2 separate regions of the Mus musculus genome follow, and region 1 is linked to region 2. Evidence: chromatin loops called from intact Hi-C (ENCODE). Cell type or tissue: left cerebral cortex. All regions are shown on one strand. Links, peaks and the distances in the headings refer to the core of each region. The heading gives the core; the rest is flanking DNA.

The links. Peaks named below come from ENCODE experiments on the same cell type or tissue, not always from the same donor. Only the 100,000 strongest peaks of a DNase experiment are listed, where the experiment ranks them.
Region 1: it touches region 2 in a loop (4-fold over the local background); 5 of 42 quality-filtered maps call a loop at or near these places.

What each region holds. Positions count from the first base shown.
Region 1 is chr14:12,617,692-12,628,528 of GRCm38, forward strand. The region is part of intron 3 of Cadps (Ca2+-dependent secretion activator); the gene reads right to left. It also overlaps the pseudogene Gm17805. Among named protein-coding and RNA genes, the nearest start is that of Cadps, 200 kb to the right of the region's middle. In left cerebral cortex, for the core only: CTCF peaks have their summits at 6,616 and 6,816 (motif pointing right); DNase peaks (open chromatin) are centred at 6,675, 7,021 and 7,686.
Region 2 is chr14:12,812,242-12,823,078 of GRCm38, forward strand. It overlaps Cadps (Ca2+-dependent secretion activator), which reads right to left. Exons shown (of 31, transcript NM_001042617.1): 1 at 10,063-10,837. The coding sequence starts at 10,497. Among named protein-coding and RNA genes, the nearest start is that of Cadps, 5.4 kb to the right of the region's middle. In left cerebral cortex, for the core only: CTCF peaks have their summits at 9,298 (motif pointing right) and 9,563; DNase peaks (open chromatin) are centred at 6,399 and 9,310; H3K4me3 peaks cover 1,481 bases; H3K27ac peaks cover 1,126 bases.

The DNA.
Region 1 (10,837 bases), core at 1,861-9,860, 190 kb before region 2:
AGAGGAGTAGACAGGAGGAAATAATCAAACTCAGGGGCGAAATCAAACAAGTGGAAACAAGAAGAACTATTCAAAGAATCAACCAATCGAGGAGCTGGTTCTTTGAGAAAATCAACAAGATAGATAAACCCTTAGCCAGACTCACTAGAGGGCACAGGGGCAGCATCCTAATTAACAAAATCAGAAATGAAAAGGGAGACATATCAACAGATCCTGAAGAAATCCAAAACACCATCAGATCCTTCTACAAAAGGCTATACTCAACAAAACTGGAAAACCTGGACAAAATGGACAAATTTCTAGACAGATACCAGGTACCAAAGTTAAGCCAGGATCAAGTTAACAATCTAAACAGTCCCATATCCCCTAAAGAAATAGAAGCAGTCATTAATAGTCTCCCAACCAAAAAAAGCCCAGGACCAGATGGGTTTAGTGCAGAGTTCTATCAGACCTTCAAAGAAGATCTAATTCCAGTTCTTCACAAACTATTCCACAAAATAGAAGTAGAAGGTACTCTACCCAACTCATTCTATGACGCCACAATTACTCTGATACCTAAACCACAGAAAGATCCAACAAAGAGAACTTCAGACCAATTTCCCTTATGAATATCGATGCAAAAATACTCAATAAAATTCTCGCTAACCGAATCCAAGAACACATTAAAACAATCATCTATCCTGACCAAGTAGGTTTTATTCCAGGGATGCAGGGATGGTTTAATATATGGAAATCCATCAACGTAATCCATTATATAAACAAACTCAAAGACAAAAACCACATGATCACCTCGTTAAATGCGGAGAAAGCATTTGACAAAATCCAACACCTGTTCATGATAAAAGTCTTGGAAAGATGAAGAATTCAAGGCCCATACCTAAACATAATAAAAGTCAGTGCTCTTCTTAGTAAGCACTGAGGGGCTCTTTCCTTTCACTGCTACAGCCATGGCTGCGTACAGCCGTGAGTGTGCTCAGGCTGCTGAAGACATTTCCTCTAGTGTCCTCTGCTGTGGGACAAAGAAGATCTGGTTGGACCCCGATGGGACCAATGAAATCGCCAATGCCAGCTCCCATCAGCAGATCAGGAAGCTGATCAAAGATAGGCTGATCACCAGGAAGCTTGTGACTGTCCATTCCCCGGCTCCTTGCCAGAAAAACACCTTGACCCAATGGAAGGGCAGGCATATGGGCATAAGGAAGACGAATGGTACTGCCAATGCTTGGATGCCCAAGAAAGTGACCTGGATGAGAAGGATGAGGATCCTGTGCTGGCTTCTCAGGAGATATCGGGAATCCAAGAAGATTGACCGCCATATGTATCATAGCCTGTGCCTGAAGGTCAAGGGGAATGCATTTAAAAACAAGCGGATTCTCATGGAGCACACCCACAAGCTGAAGGCAGACAAGGCCCACAAGAAGCAACTGGCTGACCAGGCTGAGGCTCGCAGGTCTAAGACCAAGGAAGCACGGAAGTGCCAGGAGGAGTGCCTCTAGGCCAAGAAGGAAGAGATCATCAAAACTCTGTCCAAGGAGGAGGAGACCAAGAAATAAAGCTTCCCTCGTGTCTGTACATAGTGGCCTGGCTGTGGCCTTACATGGATCAGTCATTAAAATAAAACAAGCCTATGTCTTTTGGGGAAAAAAAAGACACAGACATTCCCAACCATTCTCCAGATGGCTATTTCCAATTAGTTGCTCTTAGATCTACAATAAAAATCTTTCCTTATCTTCTCTTTCCAGGAGGACAACTAGTATATAAAGATCAGAAAAGTCAAGGCTCAGCTAATTCTCCAGCTTCTCTGGTTTCAGTGTGCCCATCCTTACCATGAAGGGTTCCGTTACGTAACCCTGGTTGCTCTCTACAAATCTATGGGGCAGCTCGGGAGACATTTCTATAGAGCACTATAAAGTTGTGATTTATGGTTTAGTGATGCATGAATTCTGTTGTATGATGTTGTATGATGTTGTATGATGCATGAGTTCTGTTGTATGAAAGCAGCCACAGATGGCTTCTAAATGAATGAGCACTGATGTGTTCTAATGAAATTGCATTTACAATAAGTGGTAGGCCATAGAAATCAATTCCTTTTTGAGAAGTTGGAGGTTTCCATTTATTTCTTAGCAAACCTAACAATAGGCTTCAGGCTATCCTTGGGTCTGCTTTCTTCAGTAAGTTATGTGACAGAAAATCTTGATAGGAAATAGTGCTATTCAAATAGGATGGTTGTCATTCCTCTTTTTAGTACATATAAACTATCCACTAACTAACCAACTAGTTAAATATTAAATTTCTTTCTAAGAACATGCATATGTGTGTGTGCACCTATATGCTGTGGTATGTATGTGTGTGTGCCTATATCCAGGTATGTACGTATATATACATACATGTGACTGTACTGGGATTTTTATGTGGGCACTGGGATCTTAGCTTAGATATTCAGACTCGAATGGCAGACATTTTATGGACTGTTGTCTCCCCACCAGACACTTGGTGCTGCTTTGTTTTCTCCGCTGCTTTGGGAGAGGTATTCCTACTTTGATCATGAGAACGGACTGAGACCTGTGGATGTGTCCTGAGGCAGCAATCCCACAGTAGCTGTGTAGAACAATTTTATTAGATATTCCAGAGAAGCCCCCAGAGCCTTGGGGCAGTGTGAAGTTGCAGTGCCAAACGCTCTGGAACAACTGTATAGGAAGGAAACCGGCCAGATATTGGCCATTCAACAACTTCTAACCTGGATCATAAATTTTTATTTTTGTTATGACACCCACAGACACCAGCTCGAAATCCTGTTCTAAATGAACACAGACTCACACCACAATTAGTAACCCCCACCTCCCATCACTGCCTCTGATTGGCACACATGAGGCATTCAGTGTCCCCAGCTGCCCCAAAGTTCCAAAGAGCTTCTTTTAATATTTTCCTCTGAACATTTTCATTTCTGATCCAGGTGCAACATCTACTTAGACTACTTAGAAACGTCTTGTTCCAAATCCGAGTGCAAAGGATATATCCAGTGCTGCAGAAGTAAAGCAGCAGAAGGAACTGTTTAGAGCGAAAGTTGAAAATTCTACTGGAAAGCAGGTGCTCATAGAGATGACACTACAGAACTGGAATCAGCCCTGAAGCTGAGTTGTACCAGGGCTCTGAAGTTCTCCAACCAGTCTAACGGAACCCAATGACAGAGAGGAAGATGAGCAGGCAAGGTTAGCCCTGAGCTTCATTCATATGTCAGTTCATTCATTCACACATTTGCCCTTTCATTTATGAAACTTTTAATACATCAATACAATAGAATACATAAAAGGCAGGTGGGAGAGAGAGAGAGAGAGAGAGAGAGAGAGAGAGATAGCTCGCTCAGTGGTTACAAGTGCTTGCTGTTCTTCTTTTTTTTTCCATTTTTATTAGGTATTTAGCTCATTTACATTTCCAATGCTATACCAAAAGTCCCCCATACCCACCCACCCCCACTCCCCTACCCACCCACTCCCCCTTTTTGGCCCTGGCGTTCCCCTGTACTGGGGCATATAAAGTTTGCGAGTCCAATGGGCCTCTCTTTCCAGTGATGGCCGACTAGGCCATCTTTTGATACATATGCAGCTAGAGTCAAGAGCTCCGGGGTACTGGTTAGTTCATAATGTTGTTCCACCTATACGGTTGCAGATCCCTTTAGCTCCTTGGGTACTTTCTCTAGCTCCTCCATTGGGAGCCCTGTGATCCATCCATTAGCTGACTGTGAGCATCCACTTCTGTGTTTGCTAGGCCCCGGCATAGTCTCACAAGAGACAGCTACATCTGGGTCCTTTCGATAAAATCTTGCTAGTGTATGCAATGGTGTCAGCGTTTGGAAGCTGATTATGGGGTGGATCCCTGGATATGGCAGTCTCTATATGGTCCATCCTTTCATCTCAGCTCCAAACTTTGTCTCTGTAACTCCTTCCATGGGTGTTTTGTTCCCAATTCTAAGGAGGGGCATAGTGTCCACACTTCAGTCTTCATTCTTCTTGAGTTTCATGTGTTTAGCAAATTGTATCTTATATCTTGGGTATCCTAGGTTTGGGGCTAATATCCACTTATCAGTGAGTACATATTGTGTGAGTTCCTTTGTGAATGTGTTACCTCACTCAGGATGATGCCCTCCAGGTCCATCCATTTGGCTAGGAATTTCATAAATTCATTCTTTTTAATAGCTGAGTAGTACTCCATTGTGTAGATGTACCACATTTTCTGTATCCATTCCTCTGTTGAGGGGCATCTGGGTTCTTTCCAGCTTCTGGCTATTATAAATAAGGCTGCTATGAACATAGTGGAGCATGTGTCCTTCTTACCAGTTGGGGCATCTTCTGGATATATGCCCAGGAGAGGTATTGCTGGATCCTCCGGTAGTACTATGTCCAATTTTCTGAGGAACCGCCAGACTGATTTCCAGAGTGGTTGTACAAGCCTGCAATCCCACCAACAATGGAGGAGTGTTCCTCTTTCTCCACATCCACGCCAGCATCTGCTGTCACCTGAATTTTTGATCTTAGCCATTCTGACTGGTGTGAGGTGGAATCTCAGGGTTGTTTTGATTTGCATTTCCCTGATGATTAAGGATGTTGAACATTTTTTCAGGTGCTTCTCTGCCATTCGGTATTCCTCAGGTGAGAATTCTTTGTTCAGTTCTGAGCCCCATTTTTTAATGGGGTTATTTGATTTTCTGAAGTCCACCTTCTTGAGTTCTTTATATATGTTGGATATTAGTCCCCTATCTCATTTAGGATAGGTAAAGATCCTTTCCCAATCTGTTGGTGGTCTTTTTGTCTTATTGACGGTGTCTTTTGCCTTGCAGAAACTTTGGAGTTTCATTAGGTCCCATTTGTCAATTCTCGATCTTACAGCACAAGCCATTGCTGTTCTGTTCAGGAATTTTTCCCCTGTGCCCATATTTTCAAGGCTTTTCCCCACTTTCTCCTCTATAAGTTTCAGTGTCTCTGGTTTTATGTGAAGCTCCTTGATCCACTTAGATTTGACCTTAGTACAAGGAGATAAGTATGGATCGATTCGCATTCTTCTACACGATAACAACCAGTTGTGCCAGCACCAATTGTTGAAAATGCTGTCTTTCTTCCACTGGATGCTTTTAGCTCCCTTGTCGAAGATCAAGTGACCATAGGTGTGTGGGTTCATTTCTGGGTCTTCAATTCTATTCCATTAGTCTACTTGTCTGTCTCTATACCAGTACCATGCAGTTTTTATCACAATTGCTCTGTAGTAAAGCTTTAGGTCAGGCATGGTGATTCCACCAGAGGTTCTTTTATCCTTGAGAAGACTTTTTGCAATCCTAGGTTTTTTTGTTATTCCAGATGAATTTGCAAATTGCTCCTTCTAATTCATTGAAGAATTGAGTTGGAATTTTGCTTGCTGTTCTTCTAGGGCACCTGGGTTTGGTCCCCAGCATGCGCATTGCACAGATACCTATGACGCCAGCTCCAGGGAATCTGCCACCCTCTTCTTGCCCTTGCCACACAGGACATACACTCACACAGTCACACACACATATACCAATAAAAAATAACAAAAATAAGTTTCTAGAGAAGGTCGCACAAAGGAACAGGACAGGGCAGGCCTCTGGTCCTTGGCCGGCCACTGTAGCAATACCAGGTACAGCTAAGGAGAGAGGATTGCTATTTACTGATGGCTGTTCAAGTCCCAGGACCTCCAACCCGTTTCACAACCTTTCATAAAGAAGCCAATAGACCTATGCTGATGCTATGAGGCATCTGCAGAGAAGGATCTGGGTTCAGGAGATTACTACTCAAAGTTAATAATCTGATTAGCATCATCAAAATCCAGGAAAGTTGCTCTACTCACTGCATTTGGGTGTTTGTTTGTTTTTATTTGCAAAACAGTTTCATTGAAGACAAGCCACCTCAGAAGTTCTGCACGTCTTAAAAGGGACACCCCAACTTTAAGAGGGAGTACACTAATCCCCACTCTACAGATGAACAAACTGAGCCTCAGGAAGGTAGAAGGACAGGTTGACATAGAGTACTGGGCACTCCAATTTCTTTTGGCTTACACAAGAATACATGCCCAGCAATATGTTGGCTTCTTTCATGTTTCATGTTGCCTGTGATACCGGAGATCAAATCCTGGCACGTGCTCTACCACTGAGCTGGATTTCCATCCTCTGCTGGTCTCCTTAAATGCTTGCTCTTGACAATGAACCCAACTCTGCACATGCACCATGTATCTTGTACCTCAGGTCCCCTCAGCACATACAACCATCCTTGGAAGCTGAAAAAATATTTGCCCTTCTTCCTTATAGTGATAGACAGATTTCTTCTGGGTAGGATGTAGCCTTAGATTGATAAGAATGAGTGTATATTTATCATGGTTCTGCCATTAGAAATCATGTGACCTTGGGAATGTTGTGTGTCCTCTCCATGCTTTTGGTCCCCTCATCTTAGTAGTCAGAGTAACTCCCCCTCAGTCTGCTTAGTGAATAAACAACAGGTAGAAAGTATTTAGCAGGCAGCAAACTTTGAGGAAATGGCGATTGAGTCCATTTGTGTTATTGTTATTTGTGTCTCTGGTCCTTGTCAGCTGCATTTCTGACAAGAGCCACCATGGGGCGGCAAAGGATCAGACAGAAAGGCTTCAGATGGGACAGTATTTCTCCTTGCTGTGACTGTGGGGCCTCAATCTATCTGTGGGCACCATCCTGACCACCATTGACAAGTTCTTCAGCCTTCTCTGAAGTCAAGTTCCTTTGCTCTGCTGGACTTTAATTAGTGGCAGTGGCCAGCAGGTGGACCCTGCTTCCCAGACAACTAACAACGATCTAAAGAACAGATAAAAAGGGCAATGTAACTGAAGCTCCCCAAAATAGCCTGGCATGATTGAGAAGGTCAGCCTCAACCACTGCATTATACCCAAAAATATAAAGAGAAATCCAATCATTACCTTTTTAAGTCCTGACAAGAAAAAGCCAGGGAGCACTCGCTGCCATGGAAACGGGTTCTGTTTACTGCGCTGGTCTTTTCCACTGAGGAAGGGAAAGATCTGCTTCAGAACTGAGCCAAGGGCAAACCTTTCATATCGACAGCTCATTAGAGTTCAAAATGTGCATGAGCATGGAAGCTCTTTGCCTAATTAGAGAAATCATCTGCCTACTCGTAGAGGTCAAGCAAGCTTCTGTTCTAACTCAGCCCTCTAGCAAAAACGACTACTTCCTTAGGCTCTGCTTCCAAAGCAATGCAGACTTGAGCACTGTGTGTGTCACTGCACACGGAAGTGCCTAAGCCATAGCTGCAAGCTACCTGAGCCCGCCATGTCTCTATCTGGATCCTGAGTGTCTCCTCATCAGTGGAGAGTGAACTCATCATGTACAGCCATTTACATGCAAACCCAAGATCTGACGGATGGAAGTTATACCCATCCATCTCTACCACTCTAGTGTATGACCATGGAAAGCTTCCAGACCTCTCCAAGCCTTTGTTTTCTCATCTGTCAAGTGGACATCTGTCTATTGCCCACAGGCACTAAAAGGAAAGAAGCAACAATCTCTACTGGACAAGAGAAGTAAGGGTAGCTTGGGTTCAAAATTAGCTTTTGCAGTTCTGTTATTGACAGGGATTCAACGCACCCCTGAGTCTTCTGAGTCTTGAAGTTCTTAGCTGCAGCACTGGGAAAAAGTGTTTTTGCCAGTGTGGTAGGAGGATTAAGGTAAATACCATGTGTCCCAAGCTACAATGCTGCCACACAGTAGTTCTCACAGCTGAGCAAATAGTTTCTCAGGCTACCCTACTCTAGAGTGGGAACTCACTGGATGCGAGCTCATTTCCCCCACCTTAACTGTTGGACCTTAGGCCAAAGTTATAATTTCTCTGTTCAATTCTGAGGAAATCTCTATGCCCAGGATTCTCTGAGGACCCTGTATTGGCATTTCCTCAGAGATATGTTTCGGGGAACGTTAATTTGCAGGTCCCCCAGCTCTACTGGGAGAAGGGAGGCCACAGTTACGTAAGGTTTGGAAACCCTGTCCTACTGCCTTCCTGGCTCCAACTGTGTTAATAAGTTTGCAGAAGCACATTGCTTCCCTAGGCTTCTGGATGCTTCACTTTTCTCATGCCCATGGGTGGGATTTTCATAGAAGGTTGGGAGAGGGGGGAAGCAATTTCACTACTCAGATACATCTTCTAAAAAATGATTTATTTTTATGTTTGTGTATGTGTGTATGAGAGAGACAGAGAGATAGAGAGACAGAGAAACACACCGACAGAGACGGACAAAAAGGGACAGAGAAAGCAAGACACAGAGAGAAAGCCACAAAGTCATATATGTGCAAATGCTTGTGGCAGCAAAAGGCACCAAATACCCTGGGGTTACAAGAGTCTGTGAGATGCCCAGCATGGGTGCTGGGAACCAGGTTCAGATCCACTGGGGCTATTTCTTCAGACCCAATGTGTCAATGTCTCAAAAAAGGGAGGGGGGCCTGATTGACCTCCAGAGGAATGAAGATGTCAGTCATGGAGCTACCTTGGCTGGGAACTTCCTCTGTAGCCTCAGGGGCCCCTGGGAGGACTAGCTGTGAACATTTTCCCCATGGGCGGCATCCTTGGCTTTAGTTTCTTTGGGCAGCCTTCAGTCAGGCAAGAGATGATGTGATTCAAATGTGCAGGACATGTAAGTGGGGAAAGGCAGAGGACTTCATGCCTTATGTAAATAACTGCTGTGCATTGTGGGAAGACATCCGTGCTTCTCAGTCTCAGAATAAATTGAGACGACTTCAGCCTCAGGAAACAAAGGGAAATGACCATGAGTTAAGACTAGAGAGAGGTTTAGTGATTTCTTTCTATCTTTGAGACAAGGTCTCATGTATCCTGTGCAACCTCAGTCACTATGTTGCTAAGGATGACCTTGAATATCTGACCTTTCTGCCTCTACAAGCATGAAGTTCCTGTGCTGCTAGGAGTAGAACCAGAGCTTTGTACTTGCTTGACAAGTACTCTACCAATTAAGCTATATCCCTAACTACAACCACAGGCTGGGGTGGCTTCATCAGGCTTAATGTTCTACTCCCAGTATGATTTGCTGGGAGCTTTGCTGAGAAGACATGACTTGTTCCTCACTTAGCATACTGTCTTTGTACACAGTGCCTGCATGCTAGAAGCAGTCTTTTCTGGCAGATAAACCTTATCCTTTATCCCATGTAGCCACCATGTCCTTGCGTATTACTTTACACACTGTGAACTTTCTTACACACTTGGGATCATTTGAAGCTCATCTACTGTTAAGCTCAAGAGATCAGCGATGGGTATGGTTCTGCTTGTCAGTGTGCCTGTGCCTTTACTAGGTAGGGAATAGACTGGTTGCTGTGTCCCTGGAGGGTGGAGAGAACCCCTGACCTGCCAATAACAGTTAGCCAATTGTGACCTAGACAGAGCAAGTATCTTGCCCATAGCCACCCATAAGCGCTAAGGAAGTTGTCTGTTAATTTCTTGTTTGTCATGTTTTGCTACTCAATGACTTGTGTTCCAGAAAGTGCTACCAGCTGAAACAAGTGAAGGATGTTCTTTGATGGCCTACAGTGTAACCCCAGGTCTGAGAACACATCCTCAATGCTGGGCTTTGAGGGCTGGACGAAGAACCCTTACAAAGCAGCTGGTGTGCAGGTGCCTGCTAGCCTGGGTGTCACTCTGCTCACTTGGCTCCTTTTCTACTTTATAGTATGGCTGCTGGGGTCCCAGGGACTCTTGCCTGAGAATGAGGCTGCTGAGTTCAGCAGTGGACAGAGGCAAGGAGGCGCTGCCCTTCAAACCACTGCTCTCGCTGGGCTGGACCCTCCTCTCCTCCATGTCTCTCATCCTCCTTCAGAGACAAGCTTCCTACTTGCCTTCTGCCTACTGGGCCCAGTGTGTCCTGGTTAAGTTACAGCTGTGACCCAGCTCTGAACCAGCAGATGCTGGCACTCCAAGAACATACTGTGGTTTGAGCTATAGCTGTAGTGTAAAACTATGTCCTTCCAATTCCTTTCTGCACATGGCCTGTTTGTCTCCCTTGATGGTGAGGCTGGAGAATGTGGTCAGCTGGCACCCCTGCTCCATTGTCCAGATTTATATTCTCCTCGTCCTTCTTCGGTTGAATGACCTTGGATAAGACGTTGGCCTCTCTGAGTTTTAGCTTTTATTTGTTTTAACTTTTTTAGCTCTAAAATGGAAATAAAGATGATAATAGCTACCTTTGGAAGATCAGAGGTTAAATTATGTGGCAAATATAAGGTGAAGCTTGGCAAATGGTCACTTTCTCTGACTGAATCTCAGCAGCCAGGACTTGGCATCACCCAGTCAGCTTCTCCCGTACAAAATTCTCATCCTAGGGCTTAGGGGTCCTGAGGTCTTGGGGAAATGGCTCAGTGAGTAAGAGTACTTGATATCCAAGCTTGAGAATCTGAGATCAAACACCTAGAACCCCATGTAAAGAGCTGGGCATGGTTGCCCACGCCTGCAATCCTGGGTAAGTATTAGCTTACAGACACCCATAAGGCTTGGGTGACAGAGATATGTGGATCCTGGCAGCTTGTTGGCCAGGCAGGCTTTCTGAAATGGAGACCCTCTCTACAGAGAATAAGGCAGAAGATGATTGAGGTAGATAACTAGCATCCTTGTTTGTCTTCCACAGTCTCTCTCACACACACACACACACACACACACACACACACACACACACACACACACACACGCACATGCACACACACATACACACACACCTTCTGCACGCATTCCCATTTAAACAATATTTAATGTGACAGACAGATCAGGATATTGCCTTTTAGGTAAGAAGCCAACCT
Region 2 (10,837 bases), core at 1,674-9,673:
GACACACTGCCTTATAGACAACAGTTGCTACACTTGTCAGAAAGATCGCCAAAGTAGATGTTCAAGTTACACTTCAAATTTGCTTAAACAACGCCATGCCTACCATCCACACCCAAAAGCTGTTTCTCTATATGGGCAACAGAAGGCATGATTATTTGCGAGAATTTTCACTGTTTTCCTTTTGCCTTCTGAAGTGGCACAGTCAATTGCCTGAGCCACTCTCTGCTTTTGCCAAAACCCCATTGTCTTTTTGGAAGTGTTACACCCCCTGGGTGGGTTTGCAACTTAGCATGTGCTCCTGGGACATCTTTAAAAAGTGCATCCTTTTCATAGGCTGCTGGACGATGGCTCAGTGGGTATGAGTGTTTACTCTGTAAACATGAGAACCCATGTAAAAAGCCAGGGGAATTATTGGTGCCAGCAGCATGGTGGGGAGTGGAGACAGATAAATCTCTACCCCACAACTCCCAGTAGCCATCCTAGTTGAAGCAGTGGGCATCCACTTTAGTGAGAGACACTATCTCAAGGACATGAGGTAGAAATAATGTCCTTCTACAGCCTCTGAATGTGCATATCTAGGCTTCTGGGTATAAATACCCACAAACTTATGTGTATTCCACACTAGAAGCACTGCAGGTGCACATGTGCACGAGCGCCGAGCGCGCACAAACACACACACACACACACACACACACACACACACACAATCATTTTACTCCCTGTTCTAGTTTGCTTTCTGTTGCCATGATGAAACAGTCTCCTCAAAAGCAACCATGGGAGGAAAAGGCTAACATTAGCTTATAGCTCACAACCAAGGGAAGACAAGGCAGGAACCCGGAGGTGGAAACTGGAACAGACAACAGAGCAGTGATCTTACTAAGGCTTGCTCCCTAGCTTATGCTCAGCTACTTTTCCTATACAGTCAGAACCATAGTGGGTTGGGCTCTCCTGTATCAATTGGCAGTCAAGATAATGTCACACAGAGATGCACAAAGAGAACAACGGAAGTCCCCCCTTCCCATTTGACTCTAGACAATGAAAGCTAACCAGTATACAGCCATCTCTCAATTTCAGGATTACAGTTGGCAGATTCATATATCTGTGGACTTTATCATTAAAATAAATTTTCAGACCTTTCTTACAGCTGTTAAAAAGAAAATGATAAAACTGAAAACACTATTTTTTCCTTTGATCAAGAGAGATATTAGAAAAGGCCATACCCAGAAATAATTAAATCACTTTATAGATATTTCATACCAATAACATTCTTATTACTATACTAATGTGCAAGAGTCCTATAGTTATTACTTATTCAAATTCAACCAAATCTGGGAGAGACAGCTTACTTATGTTAAAAGAACAGAGAAAATAATGCTGAAGTCTTCTAAATGTAGAGAAAAGAGGTATATTTACGTATGCAAAACATACAGAATTGTGCTTGCTTTAGCAGCACATATGCTAAAACATGCAGAATTTACAGATCCCAAAACTTTCGCAACCTCTAAACAGTCCTATAGTGTTGTTTCCTCTTCCTGTTTCCAGAGGTGGCAAGTTGGACACATCCCATCACAGAATCTATATCCTATCCAGACACACTCGCTTGCAAGCTTCCTGTCTGGCCATTTAAACATACATAATGATGATTCATGTTCAACTAGATTCAGCTGTTGTAAGAAATTCATAATTGTCATATGGTTTTAAAAGACTTTTCTTCACAAAGGACCCACATAGTTGTCAGCTCTCAGTATAAACAAAGCAAGTGTGGAGGTAACTGATAGTGTGTTTCTCTGATAATTATCTTGAAATCCTTTAGTAACTGGTTAACCCTTTCATAAAAGTAAAGAAATTGTGTGTCCCAGGCTACAATCCAGAATCCTTAACTGCGGACTGTCACTGTGAACTTTCAACATTTTCTAAGAACCTACTCTGTTCTATTGTTTGGTGGGTGAAGGACTGAGAAAAAGTGAAATGGCTTTGCCTGGGAAGGAGAGTGGCATACAAAAACTGATGTAAGTACTGTGCACAGGAGGTAGAATGGACTCAGATCGCAGAGCTGTGTGCGAACTGGCCCAGTGTAAGGGCTTGGGAAGGTTTCCTAAAGGAGCTGACACTAGAGTAAATTAAAAGAGAGATAAGAGTGAATCAGAGAAGAAAGAGGGAAGAGACAATCTATAGTAAGCAGCAGTTCCAGCAAAGGTTACAACAGTAAGAAACAGGGTGGTGACCTTGGGGGAACATATATGCATGAATGCTATTATGACTGCTACTGTGAAAAGTTCTCCAATATGGACCCTCTGTAAAAAAAAAAAAAACTTGTTAAGCAATATGAACTAATCAGTACCCCCAGAGCTCGTGTCTCTAGCTGCATATGTAGCAGAAGATGGCCTAGTCGGCCATCAATGGGAAGAGAGGCCCCTTGGTCTAGCAAACTTTATATGCCCCAGTACAGGGGAATGCCAGGGCCAAGAGGTGGGAGTTGGTGGGTAAGGGAGCAGGGCGGTGGGGGGGGGGGGAGGGTATAGGGGACTTTTGGGATAACATTTGAAATGTAAATAAAGAAAATATCTAATAAAAAATTGAAAAAAAAAACACAAAAAAACTTGTTAAGCATTTAACATGCTTCTCTTTTACAGTTCTTGATGATGTTTCTCCATTTCACAAAACAAGAAGGGGATGGGGAATCTACCTGTTAGAATTTGAATGTGAAGGATCTTTCTCAGGTTCATATGTTGGAAATGTAGTTTCCTGAATGATGATGCTATTTCAGTGGGCTCTGGATCCTTTAGGATGATGTTGGGCTATAGGGAGCCTTATGGGTCATAATCCTGGCCTGGTTCTGGCCAAGTCTTGGCTCTTGACTGGCCAAGATGCCAGCAAGTGGTCTCATGCTCCCACTGCCAAAGACTCAAGCCACCACGGACTCTACTATGACTATCCTGTACCACTGAACAGCACACAAACTTGAAGTGTACCTTCTCTGTCATTCCTCAATCAAATAGAAGATATTTATTTGGTCACAGTGTCATGAAAAGTAACTTAGGTCATATAGCTACCAGCTCACAAGGCTGAGCAGAAATTTAAACAGTGAAATAAAAGTATGTGGAGGTGAGGTACTTCACTATTGGGTCTGTTGTATGATGACTGTTCTTGTAAGTCGTGTGTGTGTGTGTGTGTGTGTGTGTGTGTGTGTGTGTGTGTAAAACTATAAGTCATACAAGGATGAGAATCTATACTTTATACAAACCTAATGCACTTCTCATTAGTACTGGCAACACTTTCATCCTACAAAGTTAAACCAACATTTGTAAAAGAGCTATTGTATCAAGGTGAAAATATCCAGGTTCGAAGAAACAAAGTATCCTGTTCTGTGACGGAGAGCAGAAGGTGGGAGAAGAAAGATGACAAGAAGAAGAAGAGGAAGAGGAAGAAAAGAAGAAGAAGAAGAAGAAGAAGAAGAAGAAGAAGAAGAAGAAGAAGAAGAAGAAGAAGAAGAAGAAGAAGAAGAAGAAGAAGAAGAAGAAGAAGAAGAAGAAGAAACTCTTAAGAGTCCCACCATAAACCACCTGGGTAGCTCAAGGCTCTATCAGAGTCCTCTGTTAAGCATTTAGCAAGTCTTTCCATTAATGTGTGTGTGGTGTTAGTCATGAAAAAATTGCATGTTCAAAGACATTTTTAAAAGCTGGATAAACTGATCTTTTGTTGAATAAAATTATTGAAGCATCTGAGCAAAAAGGAAGACAGAGATCTATTGCTTGCTTGGCTCCATCTAGTCTGTAGAAGATGCTGTACTGACAACCACCTGATTTTCTAGATCTGCTTATGTTGCTGATGCTAGAAACTAGAAATACATTCCACTAATATGACAGTACTTCACATATATTAGTTCTCACCAGCCTTTCAGATAAAAATAACATAATGTCATATATGTATGTATATATGTATGTATATGAACACATGTATGAATACATGTTTGTGTGTATGTATAAACATTGCCAATGCAAGAACCAATGCTTATTTTACACTTACCAACTGTCAGATGGCTGTTCTAAGAGCTTCACTACTTTTTCACTACTTTTCTTACTTTTCATAATAACCCGAAGATGACAGGACAACTGCTGCCCTCTATTTTGCTGATATATACACTGAATCTCTGATAGAGTAAATAAATTGCACAAGATCACAGAGTCTATAACTAGCTGAAACAAGCAGGAAATAATCCCAAACATCAAAGTCTAAGCTCTTAGCTGCTGTCTTTACTGTTCATCAAGACTCAAATAGTAATGACCAGACTCTAATCACCAACTGTCTCCCTCCTTTGTTATCTGATAAGAACAGAAAAGTAATTCTATTATAGGCTTGGATTGACCAATAAAAATTTAATGAGGTAGTGCTGACCATCAAGCCTCTAATTCTGCAGAAATGATGAATCTCATTCTAACAAGAAAACAAGAACTGTAGCCAGAAACAGGGAACACAGTGTTCCAAATGTCAGATTCTCTCCCAGGAATGCTTCCCAGGGGCTAGGGTCAGACAGTCAGGATCTGGTAAGGAACATAAAGAAGAAAAGGATTTGGCAAGGCCCACAGTGCTGCTATTATACCATTTAGACATATATCATTTCCTTCTTGGAACAAATACAATTAGGTTAAAAGTGATGTGCATTCTATTGTTTAAGCAATGGCAGTTGAGTCTTCTTTTTATTGATTTTTACAAATACGCAAAAACTCTGTCCTAATATTTCCATGAAATTAACCAGATGAAAAGTTAGAAATTGAAATTTTTGATCATAAAAAAGCTTGAGCAGAGAACTAATTTAAAAACAGGGCACATGCTTCATAGACAAAATAACTTTGTAGTTTGGCTCCAAGTTACAAGTTAAAGCTTACAATCTCCTGTGTAGTCTGTCTTCTTCAAACATCATCTGAAAATAGGTATAGTTGGATAAATTGATTCATCTCCAGTCATTGTGCATTGTTTGGAAAGTGCCTTATTTTATACTGTGGAAACATTCCACCTCCAAGCTTAAAGGATTTTATGTGTTGGTAATGAACAATCCCGGCATAAATTCAGTCTGGGCACATATGATTACACCACCCCTTTCCTCTTTAGCATTCGTAACCAACATCTTCTCTAGTAATCTCTTTCCTACTCTCAATTATTTGATTTCTGTGACTGCTATCTTCCAAACCAAATCATAAATTCTTCCAGTTCAAGAACAGGATGGTACCTGTGTCTTTTGGTTTGGCCACCCAGCCTGACTCGGTGCTTACTGTAGTGAGCATCTGTTTGCTTGTTTGGAGTTAGTTCTAAGGGAGAACTCTCCTCATAACTCCCCTTCAGTTTTATAGCTTCTTGGCCCCAAGTCAATTACTCTCATGTGTCAATGTGATAGCCTATGGTTCTGCACTTATTTGCTTTTTCAGAGAAAAGATCTCTGAGTCGTTTGACTTTCATTACTTTATAGAATATGATTCTTCAGGAATGAAAGATTTAATTTCCTTCATTCTTGAGTCCAGCTGCAGGAAAGCAGAAGGCTATTCCAGATGTGTAATGAGGCAAGATGGTCCCATTATTTTTCTATTCTGCATCTTCAGAATGTAGTTTATGCCAGGACACTGTATAATAAATTGTTCCTTATCACTACAGCAGACAGACTTGGGAGCAGGGGGCAAAAGGCAGATTATTCTCTTGATAAAGAAAGACATAATTCTGTTGGAAGGAAATCAGGCAGCAGTCACTTATTGTCTTGATGCATTAGAATAGTTTATATTTTAAAATGCAGATAATATGCATTGGCAGAGCAAAGATTAAGATTTTTGAATAGTAGAGCAGCCTAGGTGCCTAACGCTAGGAATGGAGCACCCATATGACTGATGAGCATACAGAGTTAACAGGGACTTGATCTTGAGTTTCATGAAAGCTATAGCTTCTAAAATATGATCAATCAAGGAAAACAAGTAAATGGTAAAGGTGGAATCTGTAGCAAACAGTGCCTCAATGGTAGCCATAGTTTCATGGAAAGATACAAGCTGAATCATATAGAAAAGAATAGTTTGAATTTAAGTTACATTTCATCCAGGAATAAAGTTCTCTTGAATGAAATAGTTGTGCTGAAGTAGACATAGTTTTGGGCCAGTTCTTTTCCACCATTATGTGAGCATCCACACAAGAACACATACATACATTTAGGAAGCACACAAATATCTACATGAGAGAATCTATGATCCAGGAATTATGATTAATGGCTACCTAACTAAAAGTCCTCCTGTCAATCTAAATATTACACATGATTGTTTACAGCCTAGTTTCACATTCCCTGTGCAGCGTCTATAAGTAGCTGGTTCACATGAGGTAGCCACCCATCACCATTCCTATGTAACTTAGAAACAGATGGTGTAGCTCTGCCATGCCAACTCTAGGTATTTGCTTTAGCATTCTGGGGAGGAAACAGAAAAAGCAGAGAGCTATTGCCATGTGAGTTGCTGAACTGGTATTGGAAGAGTCTCATTGGGAGAGATTTTGTTTGGGTCATAAATGACCCAGTACCACCATGTCTCATTTAGACTCAGTAGAGAAGACAAAAAATATTTATAAATGGTAAAACACATTTTGTAAAATGTCTGTTACAGTCTTTTCTTTACATTGAAGAGATTGGCTGTATGCCAAGAATTTTTTTCTTTCCAATAAAATAGTGTTAACTATCAGCATTATCCAAAAAAACATCATCTTCTTCCTCCGCCTCCCCTCACTGTTCTCCTGAACAAATGTATTTTTCCTTTCAGTTTGAACAATGTTTAAAAAAGGGAGTGGGGTGGGGGGAACAGAAAGAGAAGGGTGCCCAGCAGATTCACCAGCTATTGTGCCTGGCTTTTACTTTCTGTTCTTTATGTCCATGTTGACTATCTGATGGGTGCCCAGGTGAAAAGGAATAGGCCTCTTTCTTGAGGAAAGGATAACTATCACTTTGTACAGAAGGATGCATGACATGTTATCAGTGTGCTAGCCTACTGTTTGTATACTCTAGACTATTTATGGCCAGTGTCTCCTATTCAGAATTCAGGACTTAGTATCAGACCACCCGTTGGCTCAATGCCTACTCTTTTGTCTGCCTTCATTTTACTTCAGGCAAACTATTACAACCTCTTTGAGTTTCAGAGTGATCTTGGCAATTATGTCAGGGTTCTTAGAAGAATTCAAAATGATCTTAGGGGCTGAGGATGCCCGGTCAAGCACTGGATCCACTTGCTTTTCATATCTAAGACTCTGGGTTTGAGTCCTGGTACCACCAAAACGAAAGCAGATATGATGTAAGAACAGAAAACGAATTCAGACAAAAACTAGAGACTTTACTGGCAATGTATTACTTCAGCTATTCCTGACTTGTATAATTCTGCTGAGTAATTAACATCATAGGAAATTTACTTCTGCATGTGGGAACTGTGTATTATAGTTCCTGGGGTTTTGTTGTTGTTGTTTTGTTTGTTTGTTTGTTTGTTTTAGTTAACCTGTCCAAATAATAAAGCAAGGACTTTGATAAAATGGTCCAAATGGAGTGCTTTGCACATTGTACATACCTGAAGTAGAAAACTGGCTTCATAAGGTGCACTGTACTCTGGAGTACACCCCTTCGCTGTCTCATGGTTTGTTTGCATAGGCAGGTCTCTCTCTCTCTCTCTCTTTGCCTTCTGCATCTTTCTAACCTTTTCTCTACATCAATTTTCATCTGTCTTTTTTAATACACTTGTTTCCAATCTGTCCAAAGCTCACTCTTAGGTCACAAGGAACATATAGTGCTCCAGACTGATATTAGCTTACCAATTTTATTTATTGGCTTTAAATCTTACCATAATGAGTATGCAAACCTTTCCATTACTTTCAGAGTTTCAAAAGTTTGAATTTTAAGAGAAACAATGTTATCTCCTCCAGAATGCATCAAACAGTAAAAGTCAGAGCAACAAGGAAACTTTATTTTCATATATATATATATATATATATATATATATATATATATATATATATATATATATTCTTCTCACTGTAGCCACTAGGCCTGGGGTTGTTTTGCTGGGATGTATATTTAGCAATAGTTTTTACAGTGTCTAAAAATAGATTGACAGAAAGCCAGTTATCAGTCTGTGCTGGAGTCTCTCTGGTGTTGAAAGGTCACATGTAAAAACAGGCTTTCTCTTCAAATAAGAGTTCTGGATGGGGTGAGGTACTATATGCAGTCAGATCGGAGGGACATGGTCTCACAGTGGTCTTTCAACTTAACAGAACTGGATTCTTACAGTATTTTCTTGTTTCTTTCTCCCACCACTGGACCTACTCATCTATTTAAAGGACAAAGCTACAAAGCCTTTGACTGACTAATGGAAAGCCTTGCTTCATTCTGATTAAAGTCAGTTTTCATAGCAAAAGTCTAGGACATCTTTGACTAATTTAATCCTTGATGAGATTTTGAAGGTAAAATTTACCATAGTATAAAGACAAGTAATACAATTCCAAGCTGAAATTTAGATCAGCTGACTATGTAGAGCCACAATTAACCTAAAATTTTTTATCAAAATTTGACAATCTCTAATATTTCTGCCCTACCACAGTTGGAAAGCAAAAGTAAAGGGGTATTGCAGGGATGGGGGTGGAGGGTGGTGAGTATGGCCCACCTTTTATCTCTCACTCAGGAAATGAGTCTTTTTGACTTAATAAAACTGGCATCCATGCAGTAGTAGGTAAAATAAACTGACAGGGTTGGGTGGTGTGTATACACATATAAGCAAAACAAACAGAGCAATCTGTTCTACCTCGATATAAGGATGCAAGGTAAATATGGAAAGATCCAACATCTTACTTGAGCAACATAAAATTTAGATTTAAATGGCAGCAACGATTCTTAAACTACTATTTTAAGAAATAGTCTCACAACCTTGATGGGCTACAGCTAGAACCTCCCATGACTCCCGGGTTCAACTGACCTCATGCAAGCTTAAATGCTTCATTTGTTCCCAGAGACTAAACCGAGTGCACTCACTCCCACTGAGCTCCTGACCCCTTTCTGGCTGATCCTCCTCACTGGCCCTCAGCCCCTGGTGACCTCACCTCCCTTTTGTCCTTTCTCGGGTTGGAGATAGTAATGCCCCACCCCCCACCCCCCCATCAAAAGTAGCTCAAAGCCAGCATGGCCTTGCCTCTGCCTCAGACACAAAAAGCTTTTTATGACTATAACTGAGAAGCTGTTTGCAGCTGCACTTTTATCAATCCAGTAACAAGAGGACTTGGAGAGCCTCAGCGAAGCCAGAAGGTGGCGGCGAAGTCACCTTGGGAGGAGAAGATGGTCAAAGGAGGGTATGAGAGAAGTGCTAACCCCAGGCACAGGGACCCACTAGGCGCGCCCCTGCTCTGGGATCCATGAAGAAGGGGAAAAGGATTGGAGGGACTACTGGCAAGAGGAAAACGCTGCTGCAGGACGACCCCTAGGTTACCCTAGGTGGCGATCAGCTGACCAGGTTGGGAGGGGGCGCCCTTGGCTAAGTCACTGGAAAACTCGCTTCCTGGGCTGGCTTTTTTTTTTTTCTCCCCTGCGTGCCCCTGCGGCTGCCCGCTGCCCCAAGAGTCCAGCGATGCTAGAGCTCCACACCCGCGCCCTGACCTGCCAGGAGCCTGCGCCCGCCTAGTGCACGCCCCGGAGGGCGGGCCAGAGCGCAACGCAGCCGCCGCCACTCGGGAGCGCAGGGAGCTCCGAAAGAGACAAGGCCTCTGTGAGAGCTGCCAGCTGCAAGTCACTTCCCGCGCCACTTAGGTCACAGAGCGAGCGGGACTTTCCCGCCTGGCTCCCCCCACAGGGAGGCCCGTGCGCGCAGCCCTGTGCCGTAGGCCCCTGTCACATCCCAGGGACATCTCCCGAGTCAAGCTGGGCGGTGGCAAGACGGGGCCCCTAATCCCAGGGCGCGGTCTTCACCTTCCCCAGCTCCTCCTAGCCAGCTGCGCCGCGGGTTCCTATTGTTCGCCCCGCCCGCTTGCCGGGCGACAATAAGGCGCCGCTCCCCGGCCTCGCGGCGCACCTACCTTCTGCTGCCGCCGAGCCATGTCGGTGGGCTGCTTGGCGTTGAAGGGGTAGGCGATGCAGCGCATCACGAACACGTACAGCTGCAGCCTCTTCTTCCTCTCTTCCTCCTCCTTCTGCAGCCTCTCCAACTCTTCCTTCTCCTTCTCGCTCACCACCGACGGGCTAGGGCTGGAAGGCCGGCCGCCGCCGGCGCGGCTGCTGGGCTGCAGCCCCCCGGCCCCGCCGCCGCTGCTCGCGCCGCTACCCCCACCGCCGCCGGCGCCCACCCCGGCCCCGGCGCCACTGCCCCCCATCCCGGCGCTGCCTGCCGAGCCCTCGCTGGTGCGGCTGGGAGACAGGCGCGCTCCAGACGCGGCCGAGCCCAGCACATCCTTGCCCCTCTCCTCTTCCAGGATCTCATCTGACTCCTCTTCGCTGGACGAAGGGTCCAGCATGGTAGCGCCTGGGAGAGGGGGGTCCCCGGAGCCCCCGCCTTGGGGTGCAAAAGGTGGGGGGCGCTGGAGGCAGCCAAGGGTCGGCTGTCCGGGTAGGCGCTTCTTCCTAGGTCAGGGAGAGCGAGCGCTGCTGCTCAGCTTCGGCCGCCGCGACTGCTTCCTCCGCCCGGCGAGCGCGAGCTGAGCGCAGACCCAGGAGCGCGAGGGGAGGAGGAGAAGGGAGAGGTGCGTGTGTGCACCCGAGGTGGGCAAGGGCGAGAATCAATTGCGAGCCCGGAGCCCGCAGCCGGATGCCATCTGCAGCCGCTGAAGAAGGCGCCTCCAGAAAAGATGCCGAGTG